Regions from separate parts of the Homo sapiens genome. Here region 1 is linked to region 2. Evidence: chromatin contacts called from ENCODE Hi-C data. All regions are on one chromosome and are shown on one strand. Each heading gives the region's core, a stretch centred on a gene start or an enhancer-like site at or near the end of the contact. The rest is flanking DNA. Distances are from core to core; before and after follow the strand shown.

What was found. Hi-C counts contacts between places; a loop is a spot of excess contacts on that map. Pooled maps may share reads with other maps.
Region 1: a pooled map shows a loop between it and region 2 (9-fold over the local background). The contact joins two enhancer-like sites. A Hi-C loop is called at or near these places in 3 of 37 single-sample maps with no recorded cell type and 3 of 50 pooled maps.

Annotation. Positions count from the first base shown.
Region 1 is chr10:6,297,312-6,304,072 of GRCh38, forward strand. It overlaps a transcript of PFKFB3 not described here. Among named protein-coding and RNA genes, the nearest start is that of LINC02649, 26 kb to the right of the region's middle. RefSeq lists an enhancer at 1,576-2,775. Within about 2 kb of position 3,225, at least 15 of the 41 ENCODE cell types and tissues checked have a DNase peak (open chromatin) inside an H3K27ac peak, as active enhancers do.
Region 2 is chr10:5,578,292-5,585,410 of GRCh38, forward strand. No RefSeq gene overlaps it. Among named protein-coding and RNA genes, the nearest start is that of LASTR, 14 kb to the right of the region's middle. RefSeq lists enhancers at 5,113-5,641, 6,248-7,119. Within about 2 kb of position 5,465, at least 7 of the 41 ENCODE cell types and tissues checked have a DNase peak (open chromatin) inside an H3K27ac peak, as active enhancers do.

The DNA.
Region 1 (6,761 bases), core at 1,975-4,474, 720 kb after region 2:
AGGGAACATGCCACTTGTTCCCTGGTTAGGACACAGGGATGATGCTTGAACCCTAGGGAGAGAGTAGGCAAAAGATAAAAAGGCCACATCCGTGAGCACTTTGTGTGGCCCAAGAGCAGGAGCAGGGCTGCTTCAGAGCCCAGGTAACAAAGTGCAGATGAGAATCAGGAGAGAGGTGCCAGTGAGGTGTCCTTCTTTTTTTTTTTGTAGGCATCCTGTGGTCGTGGCACAGGTAGGGACAGGTAAGGAAGCACCGTTGGAGGGAAGCAAGACGTTTACTGCTGTAGGAGCAAGATGTCCCCATGAGGGGTACGTGGAGGACGTTTCTGAGCTCCTGTGGGAACTGTCTCAGGAATGTTTGCATTTGAGCTGGAAGCTTCTTGTCATGGATGAATTACAGCTCCTTGATGATGACCCTGTGGAGGGTGTGTCAAGTGATCGAGGATACTTTTGAGTAGGCTGACCTTTCCTTCTCTCCATATCCCAGAAGGGTCCTCTTTCCTATCTGTGGGTATTTCTACCTCTGCTCCACACATCTCTAGTCTTGTATAACACCTTGGCTTACAGGTGTTCCTAAAGACCCGTCTCTCTTCTGCTGATGACTTCCTGGGGGTATCAGTCTGTTCATCTGTCAAGAATGTGGATGAACAAACATATACATTACACTTCCAGACTGAAGAGGCTCTTAATAATTGGGCTGGAACCATAAGTCACTATGTTCTATTTAGGTATGGAACTTACCAGAACAGAAAGAAGGGGGGAGGAAGGAGACTTCTTGGCTAGCAGTCTGTTTATCTTATAAATCAGTCTGATCTCTTGAGCAAAAGTTAAAGGGAAAAAGTGGAGGAGACACTGTGACCTGGCCTAGGAAGTCTAGGTTTAAGCCAAGCCAAACACACTTCTCCTCTGTCTCAGCTCTGTGAGCTGTGAGTTCTGCTTCTCCTAGGGTAACCTCGGATTACCCTAGGTTACCTTGGCCAATGCCCGTGGAAACTGGCTCAAGAAAGGGAAGTAGGAGAATGGCAGAGTCCAGAGTCCACTTATTCTATGGTTCAGGGCACTTTTTTTTTTTTTTTCTTTTTTTGAGACAAGGTCTTGCTCTTTGCCCAGGAATTCAGTGGTGTGATCATAGCTCATTACAGCCTTCTACTCCTGGGGTCAAGAGATCCTCTCATCTCAGCCTCCCTAGTAGCGAGGACTATAGGCACACTTCCTGGATAATTTTTAAATATTTTTCAGAGATGGGGTCTTGCTATGTTGCCCTGGCTAGTGTTGAACTTCTGGCCTCAAGCAATCCTCCTGCCTCGGCCTCCCAAAATGTTGGGATTACAGGTGTGAGCCACTGCACTTGGCCTTGTTCAGTGCATTTTCAGGGCATCCTGAAAGGCCAGGCCTGGATCTTGGGCAGCTGTTCAGGAGCATTCCAGCTGTGAATGGTCCTGAATGTCTTCCTGGCCTTCCAGATGGATCTCTAACGCACCCCAACGCAGGTGCTCCCTGAAGACATACCGGATCTGTTGGTGCGGAAAAAGAATGCAGCATTTGGTGGCTTATAGTGCTGTGCCAACTATTGCTTAGGTAATTTATATGACATCTTATTTTCTCCACCTGATTCTAAGCTCCTTGAGGACACGTCTGGTTCATCTCTGTTGGCTGCATAGCCTAAAACCCATGCTGGTGCATCCTGATTTCATTTCCTTCTCGGATGTAATGAAAGCACTCAAATGATATTGATTGCCTCCTCTTTAGGTTGACAAATAAAACCTTTAAATTCTGTTTTTCCTGGTGTTTCCTTTGTAGGATTGGAAACGATGGTCTTGATAGCGCTGTGGTTAGCAAAGCATTAATGGCTCACTCTCCTAGGGGAGACACGTCAGTTGATACCATGCACTCTGCATGCAATTTTCAGAAATGGTGTTTGCTTTTTTCAACGTTGGTTGTGTTGCTGCTCTAGACGAACCAGCTTCTATTCCTGTCTTTACTCAGAGGTAGGTAGGATTCTTCCCCAGGCACCTACAGACCTGACTAGGATTTACAGGCAGGGGTGAGTCAGCTGACCCAGGAGGGTGGCATCCCATAGTTAGGACAGAGAGAGACTCACTGGCACGTGCTGGGTCCCTGCGTTGTCCTAACGTGCCTCCTTGCAGGTAGCATGGCTGAGTCAGTGTGCCGTGAGTCACAGGCTGCGGGAGGTGAACTTGAGCCTCACTCCGGCATTGATCTTTCGCAGGGATATATTGTTAGTTCCCGTCTGTTAAGACCGATAAAGGGTAATAATTTACTGGCCTCAAGTTTGTCTTCTCTTTGATTTCACCAAATCTTCTCCTTATACAGGAATTGCTTGACCTTGACTTTTCAGGAATTTACCCAATTTTATACTCTTGGCGTCTCCTGGGCTTAGAACCCCTTACCTCCAACCTTGCTCCCTGGCTAACTTCTACCCTTCCTTCAAAGCTCAGCAGAGATGGCACCCCCTTTCTGAAACAGTCCCCAGTTCCTGGGAAGAGTGAAGGCCTGAAGCTGTGTTGAGGGTGGCACTTAGCCCCTGGTTTGGAGCTCCATGTTTCCTTCACTGTCTGCTGAACATTTTAAGGCGTCGATTTGGACTTTCCTAGGCTTGCATTCCCAGAGCCTAGTGCAGTGCCTGTTCAGAAGACTTTTTTTTTTTTTTTTTTTTTTTTTTTTAGTGAAGAGGGAGGAATGTTAAGCCTCACCAAGTCTGATTATGCTAAGATCACTTAAATTTTTTCTGCCTTTTCAGAATACCCATTGTAGTTAGGGTTAGTACCCATGGTTTGGCACTTACTGGTTCTGTGGTTGTTGGGTGCCTTGTTTGTCTCTTCGGGCGAGATGCGAGTCACTCCAGGGCAGCATCTGTTCCTCATATTCCTCTCACATTCTTTAAAGCCTCCCTGTGTGCACTCAAGCCACACAATGAACCTTCCTGCCTTTGCCCACAAGGCTGAGAACTCTTCAAAGTGAGACTGTGTCTTACGCATTTTCACTTCCTCCATCATTTGACACAGGACCTGGCACGTAACAGATGTTTAATAAATACTTGTATTTATTGAATAGGAATAGGTAGTAGATTCTAGAGACATAGTGAGCTCAGCTCAAGTTCAGTTGCATCAGGGAAGGCTCCCCCATGCCCCCGGCAGCTCCCTCTCTCTGTGCCTATGCAACCTTTAGCAGCATGAGCTGCCTTGAAAAGTCAAAGCCAGCTTTTCCAGAAAGCAACTCAGCAACTCTCTCCTGGGGCCAGAACTGCTCCGAAACGGGAACAGCTGTGTATATTCTTTGATCGTTAGCAGGAAACGATGTGTCGTGTCTCAAAGCACCTTTTCATGCTGCTTTCTTATTAACTCCACCCAGAAGCCCTTGCCTTAGCAAAGCCAGTCTCGCGAGGCACCGTGGAAGTCCAGAGTTGAGTGCAGCTGGGTTTGATTCATTCCTGGGCTTGATTTCTGGAATCCTCCTAGATTCCTTCCTGGGTTTGAGTTCTGGAAGCCTTGGTTTCTTGAGGCGATTATGCTGTAGGTACTAGAGAGAAGCTACTGCCTTTGAGAGAAGGGTAATTACGCAGGATTTGAAAGGAGACAGGAAGCTGTGGGTGCCAGAAATAGAGGAATCTTGTTCTTTTATTTTTGGCAACATCCAGCAAGGTGGGAGGACACCTGAGGGGAGTGCCTTTCTGGTGCACCATGGAGGCTGGTCCGTAACAGTGGAAGCTGCCATCTTGCAGAAGATTCCTCTGCCCAAGCTTGGCATGGCCAGACTTCGTGGGCCATGTGAACATGAGATGATATCTTGCTCTGTGTGCCTTCCTATAATTTGGGGGGAGATGTTGACTAGGAGGAGGCATCCACCATTGGGCTTTTCATTATCTCAATGGAATGGTGACTTGGAATTGACTTTGACTCAAGGAAATAAAGTAAGATGAGGATTTACACATACCTAGATTAGGAAACTAACCTTTATACCTAGTACATATGTACACCTGTAAGGCATCTGGTACAGTCCCTGGGTGCTTCAGGGACTTCATAAAGGTGCATTTCCTTCACCCTTACTTATAAATAATGGTCGATGCATATTCTTAGATCATTTGAGATACATCCTTAAAAACTGTTGAGCATTGATCAAAATTTGTTTTGGAAATAAACTTGTTTTTAGTGCCCCAGAGAAGCACATTGTTTCCTAAAGTGAAGAATCCTCATTGAAGATGAATTGTGCTAATCTGGATTTTCAGGTTTTTTACTTACTGCAATAACAGATAGATTGAGGAAAGTACCCTTTTATTTTCTCTGGAAAGCACTGATGGATGTAACTGATGACAACTTGACCCAGTAGGGCAGTTCGTCTGCCCTCAAGAGCAGCTCAGCTCAAAGGGCGGTGTGGGGATCGCCAAGTGTGATGGAGGCAAGTCCCAGGTGAAAGGGAGCTCTAATTCATCAGGATTCCTCTATCTTTATAAGAGAAGCTAATTTCAAATCACTTCCTTCGTTATGACTAAATTTCAGGAAATGAGGATCACATTATTCCAGTGCAGAGAACTGGGCTGAGAGTCACATGCTTTATTATCTGCTCTGATTAATGACTAACCAACCTCGTAAGTTCCCCACCACACAGGTTAGTGACTGGATGATCATTTTGCTTTATCCACTTCCTAACAGGAGGAAACAGAGAAGTGAGCTAACTTTGTTATTTATACGAAGGTAACATACTTGCGATTTTTCTTTTCTTTTCTTTTTCTTTTTTTTTTTTGAAACAGAGTCTTGCTCTGTCACCCAGGCTGGAGTGCAGTGGCATGATTTTGGCTCACTGCAACTTCTGTCTCCCAGGTTCAAGCGATTCTCCTGCCTCAGCCTCTTGAATAGCTGGGATTACAGGTATGCGCCACCACATCCAGCTAATTTTTGTATTTATAGTTGAGGTGGGGTTTTACCATGTTGGTCAGGCTGGTCTCGAACTCCTGACCTCAGGCGATCCACCTGCCTCGGCCTCCCAAAGTGCTGGGATTACAGATATAAGCCACTGCCACCGTGCCTGGCCAGTTTTTTTTTTTTTTTTTTTTTTTTTTTTTTTTTTTTTGAGACGGAGTCTTGTTCTGTTGCCCAGGCTGGAGTGCAGTGGTGCAACCTTGGCTCACTGCAACCTCCACTTCCTGGGTTCAAGCAATTCTCCTGCCTCAGCCTCCCAAGTAGCTGGGATTACAGGTGCCTGCCACCACACCCAGCTAATTTTTGTATTTTAGTAGAGACGGGGTTTCACCATGTTGGCCAGGCTGGTCTCGAACTCTTGACCTCAGGCAATCCACCTGCCTCGGCCTCCCAAAGTGCTGGGATACAGGCATGAGCCACCGTGCCCGGCCCATACTTGTGGTTTTTCTATACCTATCTTCCTTTCTGGTGGGAGCCCAAAATAAAAATATGTGTGTGTATACACACACACACACACACACACACACACACATATACACATACACATATATATATATATTTGTGTGTGTGTGTGTTTTATGTGATCTTTCTTGGCTTTTGCATTGAGAAAGTCATCTTTGAAATTTAGAAAAACTGTCAGACTGTTGGAAGGCACCTTGGACATGGCGTCTCCCCAGTGCCTTCTTTATGCATAGAAAGGGCGCTCGAGGTAACGGGATGTCATGACTCTTGTGAGATAACACAGGAGCGGAGCAGAGATGAGAACTCAGGCCTCCTGTCATCTGTCCAGGGCATGTGGGTAAGATCAAGCGTAGGACTGGCTTTATAAAGCACAAATATTTGTTTGTCAGCAACTGTTTGTTTATTACTTCATTTTTGTTTTTCTCTTCTAAAATTCACCCTAAACTCTTTTATGATTTATGGACTGCTCTAAGCTTACAAGACTGATAAATATGTATATGCTGTGTGAGGAATACATTGATTTATTTACAAAGGTAGCAGAATCCTAATGCAAGAACAAACAAGAAAAAGAAAAAGAAAGAAAGATGTAGACTGGTTTTATTCATAAATAGAGAAGTGAAAATTCTAATAAAAATATGAGCACATGGTGCAATGTAGCAACATCCTACCATGACAAAATAAGGTTTATTCAGAGTGCAACGATGGTTTCATATTACAATTTTTATTAGTTTAAGTATTACATAAGTGGGTCCAGTTTAAAAAAAAATGACAATCAATGCTGAAATAGCCTTTATTTACTCTTGATGAAAATACAAAAATCAATGCCGGGCACGGTGGCTCACGCCTGTAATCCCAGCACTTTGGGAGGCCGAGGCGGGTGGATTACGAGGTCAGGAGTTCGAGACCACCCTGGCCAACATAGTGAAACCCCATCTCTACAAAAAATACAAAAATTAGCCGGGCGTGGTGGCAGGCGCTACTCGGGAGGCTGCGGCAGGAGAATCACTTGAATCCCAGAGGCAGAGCTTGCAGTGAGCCGAGATTGCGCCACTGCACTCCAGCCTGGGCAGCAGAGTGAGAGTCCATCTAAAAAAAAAAAAAAAAAGAAAATGGAAAAATGAAGAAAATGAAAAATAAGTGTTGATAGTGAGTTCCAGCCAATAGAACAGAACAGGAGTGAAGTGTCCCATCTCTTAGCTGAAGCTTCTACGACATGGATGCACCCCACAGTCTCACCTGTGGCTGGCTGGACCCAAATGAAAATGAGAGTGCAGGGGACGGCAGAGACACAAGATGAAAGGATCCTGGGTCCCTGAGTCACCATGTGGAGAAGCCATCAACACAGAGTGCTGCTTTGATCTG
Region 2 (7,119 bases), core at 4,215-6,714:
CTGGTCTTGAACTCCTGACCTCATGATCTGCCCGCCTCAGCCTCCCAAAGTGCTGGGATTACACGTGTGAGCCACCGTGCCCGGCCCAAGGTGCTGAAGTTCTGGGCGGGCTTCACGAACACACATGGGAACTGTCCCCACCACCGCCCCAACACGCGGGAGGGCTGAGGGGCAGCCCCAGCAGAGGTGCTTGGGAGACGGACCCCAAGGCCATTATCGGGAACCAGCAGAAGGTCACAGATACTCTGCCCCTTCCCAGCCAGAAGGCTGCCTCCCATTTTATTACGTTTTCTCACTTGCTTAAACCTCTGGTAAACAGAAAATGGTTTCAGAATTGTTAACCCCTACCACTGAGAAAAGCAAACCTACTCACCAGGGTCAATATCTGTTCATAGTGTTTCAGAAGTAAAATTTACACACAATGAAACCTGAAATGTACAGTCCAGTGCATTTTAATGTACAATCCATGCATGCGGCTCACATCCCTACCAAGTCATATGGCATGTGTTTACCATGCTAGAAAGCTCCATTTGGCCCCCTCCTGACCAAGTTCTCACCCAGCAGCAGCCACGGATCTGATTTCTCTCAATATAGACTGGGTTTGCTGAGCTGGGGCTCCATCTAAATGGAAGCAAGTCTGGGCGCAGTGACTCACGCCTGTAATCCCAGCAGTTTGGGAGTCTGAGGCAGGCAGATCACTTGAGATCAGGAGTTCAAGACGAGCCTAGCCAATATGGCTAAACCCTATCTCTACTAAAAATACAAAAATTATCTGGGTGTGGTGGTGGGCACCTGTAATCCCAGCTACTCGGGAGGCTGAGGACCAAAAATCACTTGAACTTGGGAGGCAGTGAACCAAGATCGTACCACTGCACTCCAGCCTAGGAGACAGAGCAAGACTCTGTCTCAAAAAAAAAAAAGGGGGCCAGGCTTGTCGCTCATGCCTGTAATCCCAGCACTTGGGAGGCCAAGGCGGGTGGATTTCCTGAGGTCAGGAGTTCAAGACCAGCCTGGCCGACATGGTGAAACCCCTCTCTACTAAAAATACAAAAATTAGCCGGGCATGGTGGTGCACGCCTGTAACCCCAGCTACTCAGGAGGCTGAGGCAGCAGAATTGCTTGAACCAGGGAGGCAGAGGCTGCAGTGAGCCAAGATCATGCCACTGCACTCCAGCCTGGGCAACAAAGTGAGACTCCATCTCGAAAAAAAAAAAAAACATCCACACATCCGTGCACTCTTCTGTATCCGGCTTCTTTGGCTCGGTGCCATGTCTGCAGGATTCATCCATGTCTTTTTAGTTCTTTTCATTGTGGTGCAGGAGTCCGTTATGAGAATATAACAGAATTCGTTCATTCATTCTCTTTCTGATAGACGTTGCTTCCCGGTTTTCGCTATCATAAATAAAGCTGCTATGAACATTCTTGTACAGGTTGTTTGTAGACATATGCTTTCATTTCCTTTTGATAGATATCTTGCAGTGAGATGTCTGGGTCATAGGGTAGGTATTTGTTTAACTTTATAAGCACCAAACCCTTTTCCAAGGTGGTTACACCATCCTGTACTCCAACCAGCCACATATGAGAGAGTTCAGGTTGCCCCCTGTCCTTGCCAGCACTTGATGTCGTAAAGCTTCTTAAGTTTAGCCATTCTAGTGGGGGACGTAGTATTGCATTGTGGTTTTCATTTCATTGCTCTAAGAAGTAATAATGTTGAGCATCTTTTCATTTATTTATTGGCCAGTTGAAAATATATGTGTGTGTATATATATATATATATATTTTTTTTTTTTTTTGAAATAGAGTCTCACTCTGAGCCCAGGCTGCAGTACAGTGCCTCGGCTCACTGCAACCTCTGCCTCCTGAGTTCAAGTGATCCTCCCGCCTCAGCCTGCCAAGTAGCTGGGATTACCAGCATGTGCCACCACACCTGGCGAATTTTTGTATTTTTAGTAGAGACAGGGTTTCACTATGTTGGCCAAGCTGGTCTTGAACTCCTGACCTCAAGTGATCCGCCCACCACAGCCTTCCAAAGTGCTGAGATTACAAGTGTGAGCCACTGCCTCTGACCCTAATATATTTCTATAAAGAAATAAGGAGGGGCCATCAAGACTTTTGCCCATTTTTTAATTGGGCTGTTTGTGTTTTTATTATTAGGTTGTAGGAGTTCTTTATAAATTCTCATAAATCCTTTGTCAGACACAGGTTTTGCAAATGCAAATATTTTTCTGAGTCTGTGGCTTGTCCATTATGACGCTTGCTTTGATGAGCAGAAGTTTTTAATTTTTTTAACGTCTAATTCATTAACTGTTTATTTCATGGTTATTGTTTTCTGTATTCTAACAAAGAAATCTTTGTCTGCTCCTTGACCACAAAGATATTATCCTTCATTTCCCATTTTCTTCAAAAAGCTTTTATGGGTTTTGCTTTCATATTTGAGTTTATGACCAATCTTGACTTAATTTTGTGTATGGCGAGGGAATAGTCAAAGTTAATGTTTTTCCCATGGATATTCAGCTGTTCCAGAACCATTTTTTGGGGAGGGGATGTTTTGTTTGTTTGTTTGTTTGTTGTTTTTTGAGATGGAGTCTCTCTCTTGTTGCCCAGGCTGGAGTGCAATGGCGCAGTCTCAGCTCACTGCAACCTATGCCTCCCGGGTTCAAGTGATTCTCCTGCCTCAGCCTCCCAAGTAGCTGGGATTACAGGTGCCCCCATCCCCCGGCCTGGCTTATTTTTGTATTTTTAGTAGAGATGGGGTTTCACCATGTTGGCCAGGCTGGTCTCGAACTCCTGACCTCAGGTGATCCGCCTGCCTTGGCCTCCCAAAGTGCTGGGATTACAGGCATGATGAGCCACCACGCCTGACCACCACCACCATTTGTTGAAAAGGCCATCCTTTCCCTGTTGAATTGCTTTGATAATTTTGTCAACAGTCAATTGTTCATGTCAGTGTGGGTCTACTTCTGAGCTCCACTCATCTATTTGTCTATTCTTAGGTCAATACCACACTATTTAAATAGCTAGCTTTACAGTAAAACTTGATGTTAGGTAGTGTAAGCTCTCCAACTTTTTCTTCTTTTCCTAAATTGTTTTGCCTATTCTAAGTCTCTACATTTCCAAATTTTAAAATTCATTTGTCAATTTATATTTGTTTTAAATGAAAGCCTATTGGGATTGTGTTGAAGCCATACTTCAGCTTAGGGGGAACTGACATATTAATACTGAGTTGTCCAATCCATGAACATAGTATATCTTTCCATGTATTTACATCTTCTTTAATTTCTCTCAGCATCATCTTGTGTTTTCAGTATTGATATTGAATATTTCCCATCTTTTATTAATCTGTTGCTAATTATCTTATGTTTTTTGACACTATTGTAAATGGAATTGGTTTTTTAAATATCAGTTCCCAAATGTTTGGTGCTACTATATGAAAATACAATTGATTTTTGTATCTTGACCTTTCTTCAGAAGTGTTTTAATGGGATCTGAAAGAAGAAGTGAGAGAGGTTTAATGAATCAGCCTGTACCTGAACAGGAAGAGAGAAAATGAACAGAAAGGGAACTGACATGCATCGAGTTCTCTATCTGCAAAGCACTCTGCTGGAAATTTTTCATACTTAATTTTCACAGCAACCCTGTGAAGTTGGTTGTTATCCATGTTTTACAGATAAGGAAAGGAAGTGCTCCAGGACCCCACAGGTAGCAAGTGGCAGCCAGGATTCAACCAGAGCTTTTGAGCCCTAAACCCTGCATTCCTCTCGGTATACAGCGCTGCCACGATGCCGCAGAGCAATAGCATGTCAAGTGCTCGCAGGATGGATGCATAAAGAGGTGGCAGCTTACATCAAAGCCAGGTGACCTCCCGTCCAGCTCCTGCAGCCAGGAGGTGTGAGATCCCTGGTGGGCACATAGAGCTAAAGTTCTCCCACCTGTTCTTTCTAGGGCTTAAGCTGCCATGAGCCAATAGGCATGGATGGATGTGATATCCACAGCATGGTGAGCCATGGGCAACAGGGGCATGACCTAGTCCTGACCACACTGGGCCAGCACCAGGCCGGCCATGCCTCCCCAGAGCCTCCCTGGTCTGGGAAGTTTGTGGGCAGGATAGCAGAGCTGTGAGGATCAGTTCCACCTTGCAGATGAAAGAGTACCCTGAGGCCCAGACAGAACCCAAGTGCTGAGCCCGAGAAGCGAAAATCAGCACTTGGGCTTTGTTCCCCAAACCTCTCCTAACATGAGCATCACCGGGGGCAATTTTTCTAAAGCAGATTCCCAGATAACTTCCCCAGAGTTTCTGATTCAGTAGGTCTGAGATGCGGCTCAGGAATCTGTGCTCTAAGCTGCCGAGTGATTCTTCCAATCAGGATATTCTGAGAAACATGAAGTTACTGCTTCCTTAAGGGATTAGGGAAAAACCTGCAGATTGGATGGGAATGAAACAGACCTCCTACCAGAAGTGAGGTAAAGGTCGAAGCCTGTGCTCAGGCAAGCGAGCTGCGTGAGTACCTAAAATGTGTAGGGGATTCCCTCTTCGATGAGTAAAACGGCCAGAGCTCGGCTCTTAGGAAGGTTAACTCCTGAAATGTTGGGTGGGGTCAGGGAGGGACGCCATGGAGAAAAGGGCTTGGCTATGACTCTCAAAGCCTTCAAAGGAAAATGCCCCCCTCTGGCTCCCCAGGATATGGCAGCACAAGACGTCCAGTGGGTAACTGGAAAGAAACCGTCCCAGGGCTCGTCACAAATCACTGCCCAACCAATGAATCACAGGTTATCTAGACAGGCTGAATTCACCACCTTTGCCCATTGGCCGCTTAGGTGCTGAGGCCGCAGGATCTGCCAGCACAGGACCATCAGTTCCCTCCCGTGCCTTATTTACATTTCATTTTATTATTTTTTTAAATTTTATTTTAGAGACATGGGGACTTGTGTCGCGCAGGCTGGAGTGCGGTGGCACAATCACAGCTCACTGCAGCCTCCACCTCCTGAGCTCAAGAGAGCCTCCCACCTCAGCCTCCTGAGTAGCTAGATTACAGGCACGTGTCACCACCCCTGGCTAATTTTCTTTTAATCTTTTGAGGCTGATGTTCTGGTACGTGGGAAAGGAGAGGGAAAGGGGCTGCAGAAGAGAATGAGAGAAAGGGAGGAAGGAATTGAAGACATTCAAGTGTGAGTGGGGAAATGCATAAAAGAGAAAAGGCTACGCAGGGCCAAGTGGACCCCTGAAAACACAGACACAGAGCAGGCACATGCTGGTGGTGCATGGCAGGGCGCTGTGCTGGGGGCTGTCCCGGCCTGGAGAGGGGCAGAGGGATTGCAGTTGACATGTCAACAATCGCTCCTGAATGGCAAGCCCGAGCCCTCCCCTCCACTCCTTCACTCCTGAAGTCCGGTCAAGAGGCTCCAGGCTCTTTTTTGTTACCTTTTTCCGCACCACTGGTTGCCCTGGCAACAGCCGCAGCTGGCCCGTCTCCCAAATCACAAGCTGTAATGAGAATCTCAGGCAGGTTTGTTCTGCTCTGCTGGCTCGCAGACAATAGGTGGAACGCTGGCCCACAGCTGTGGTTTCAGAACCTGTCCCCGAGGATGCCCCGCAAGTAAGGGGAGGGAACAGGGTCTGGGAGGAAAGGTGAGAAAGGGCTCAGCTAAGAGAGAAGGCAGCGGAGGAAACAGGAATGTCCTGGAACTTCCCTACCACCACCTCTGGGACAAACCGGCTGGATGGGAGTGCACAGTGGATGGATCCATAGCTGAATACACAGCAGCACCTAAAGGAAGTGTCTGCCCAGCCCCCAGCCTGCGCCTGCGCCTCCACTGTTCTCACCCAGCGGCTTCAGTGAAAACACGCTGTCCAGATCCACAAATGACCCAAAGCTTCCAGGGAGAGCAAATGTGCTGCAGGCGACAGAGCTGGTATTCATAAAAGAGACCATATTCGATTGGAACAGTGGGCGGAAACTAATAATTTTGAGAAAGATATAGGAAAAGTTGGCTGAACAGAAATTGTCTCGAGAGGCCGGGCGCGGTAGCTCAGGCCTGTAATCCTAGCACTTTGGAAGGCTGAGGCAGGTGGATCACTTGAGGTTAGGAGTTTGAAACCAGCCTGACCGACATGGTAGAACCCCGTCTGTACTAAAAATACAAAAACAAATGGCCAGGCATGGTGGCGGGCACCTGTAATCCCAGCTACTTGGGAGGCTGAGGCAGGAGAATTGTTTGAACCCAGGAGGTGGAGGTTGCAGTGAGCCAAGATCACGCCACTTCACTCCAGCCAGAGCGAGACTCCGTCTCAAAAAAAAAAAAAGAAAAGAAAAAAGAAATTGTCTCGAGAGTCCAAATCACTCGCAAGCTCAGTGCACATCAACAGGGACGCAGCAGCTTAGAACACAGACGCAAGCGGGAGGCACGTGTGCCAGTGTGTCACTGCAGCCCATTCTTTGCCTGGTGGCTGAGCACCCCTCAGGTAAAGTGTATGGGGTCTTAGAAGTCAAGTTGGTGGATGCAGTTTGAATTCAGCTTCCAGTATTTAAAATGTTTGTAATTGTATAAATCAGAGGCTGTGTAATGTTGGGGTCAAAAGCAGGAATGCTGGAGCCAAACTAACTGGGTGTGAATCCCAGTGTTTATAAGCTGTGTATCCTTGAGGAAGTTACTTCACCTCTCTGAGTGTCAGTTGCCTCATCTATACAATGGAGGCAATAGCACTGCCTCCCTCCTAGGGTTTCAGTGAGAATTGAGTCAGTGACTCTAGGTAAAACACTCAGAAGAATGCCGGCACACCGAAAGTGCAAATTCTGGTTGCTAATGGTATTAGTGACTCAGCTGTTGCTTTCAAAAGGTTGATGAGTTGTTTTTGCCTGGAGGGCCCTGGACTCGGAATGCCTGGCCACCCTCAATACTCTCGAACCTAAACTCCTAGTCACCCTTGTATGGTCAGGCTGTGTCTGGCCACTCCCGACAGGAGGTGAGTAAGAGGGACCAATGACCCTCTCCCCAGAGCAGCCCGAGGCCACATGCACCAGCCCATGGTGCTCCTATGGCCCTTGGAGAGCCCCACTAAGGAAGGGCTGTCCCTCTGCTGGCTGGTCCGTGGGGACCCAGTATTCTGAGGACTCACAGCTG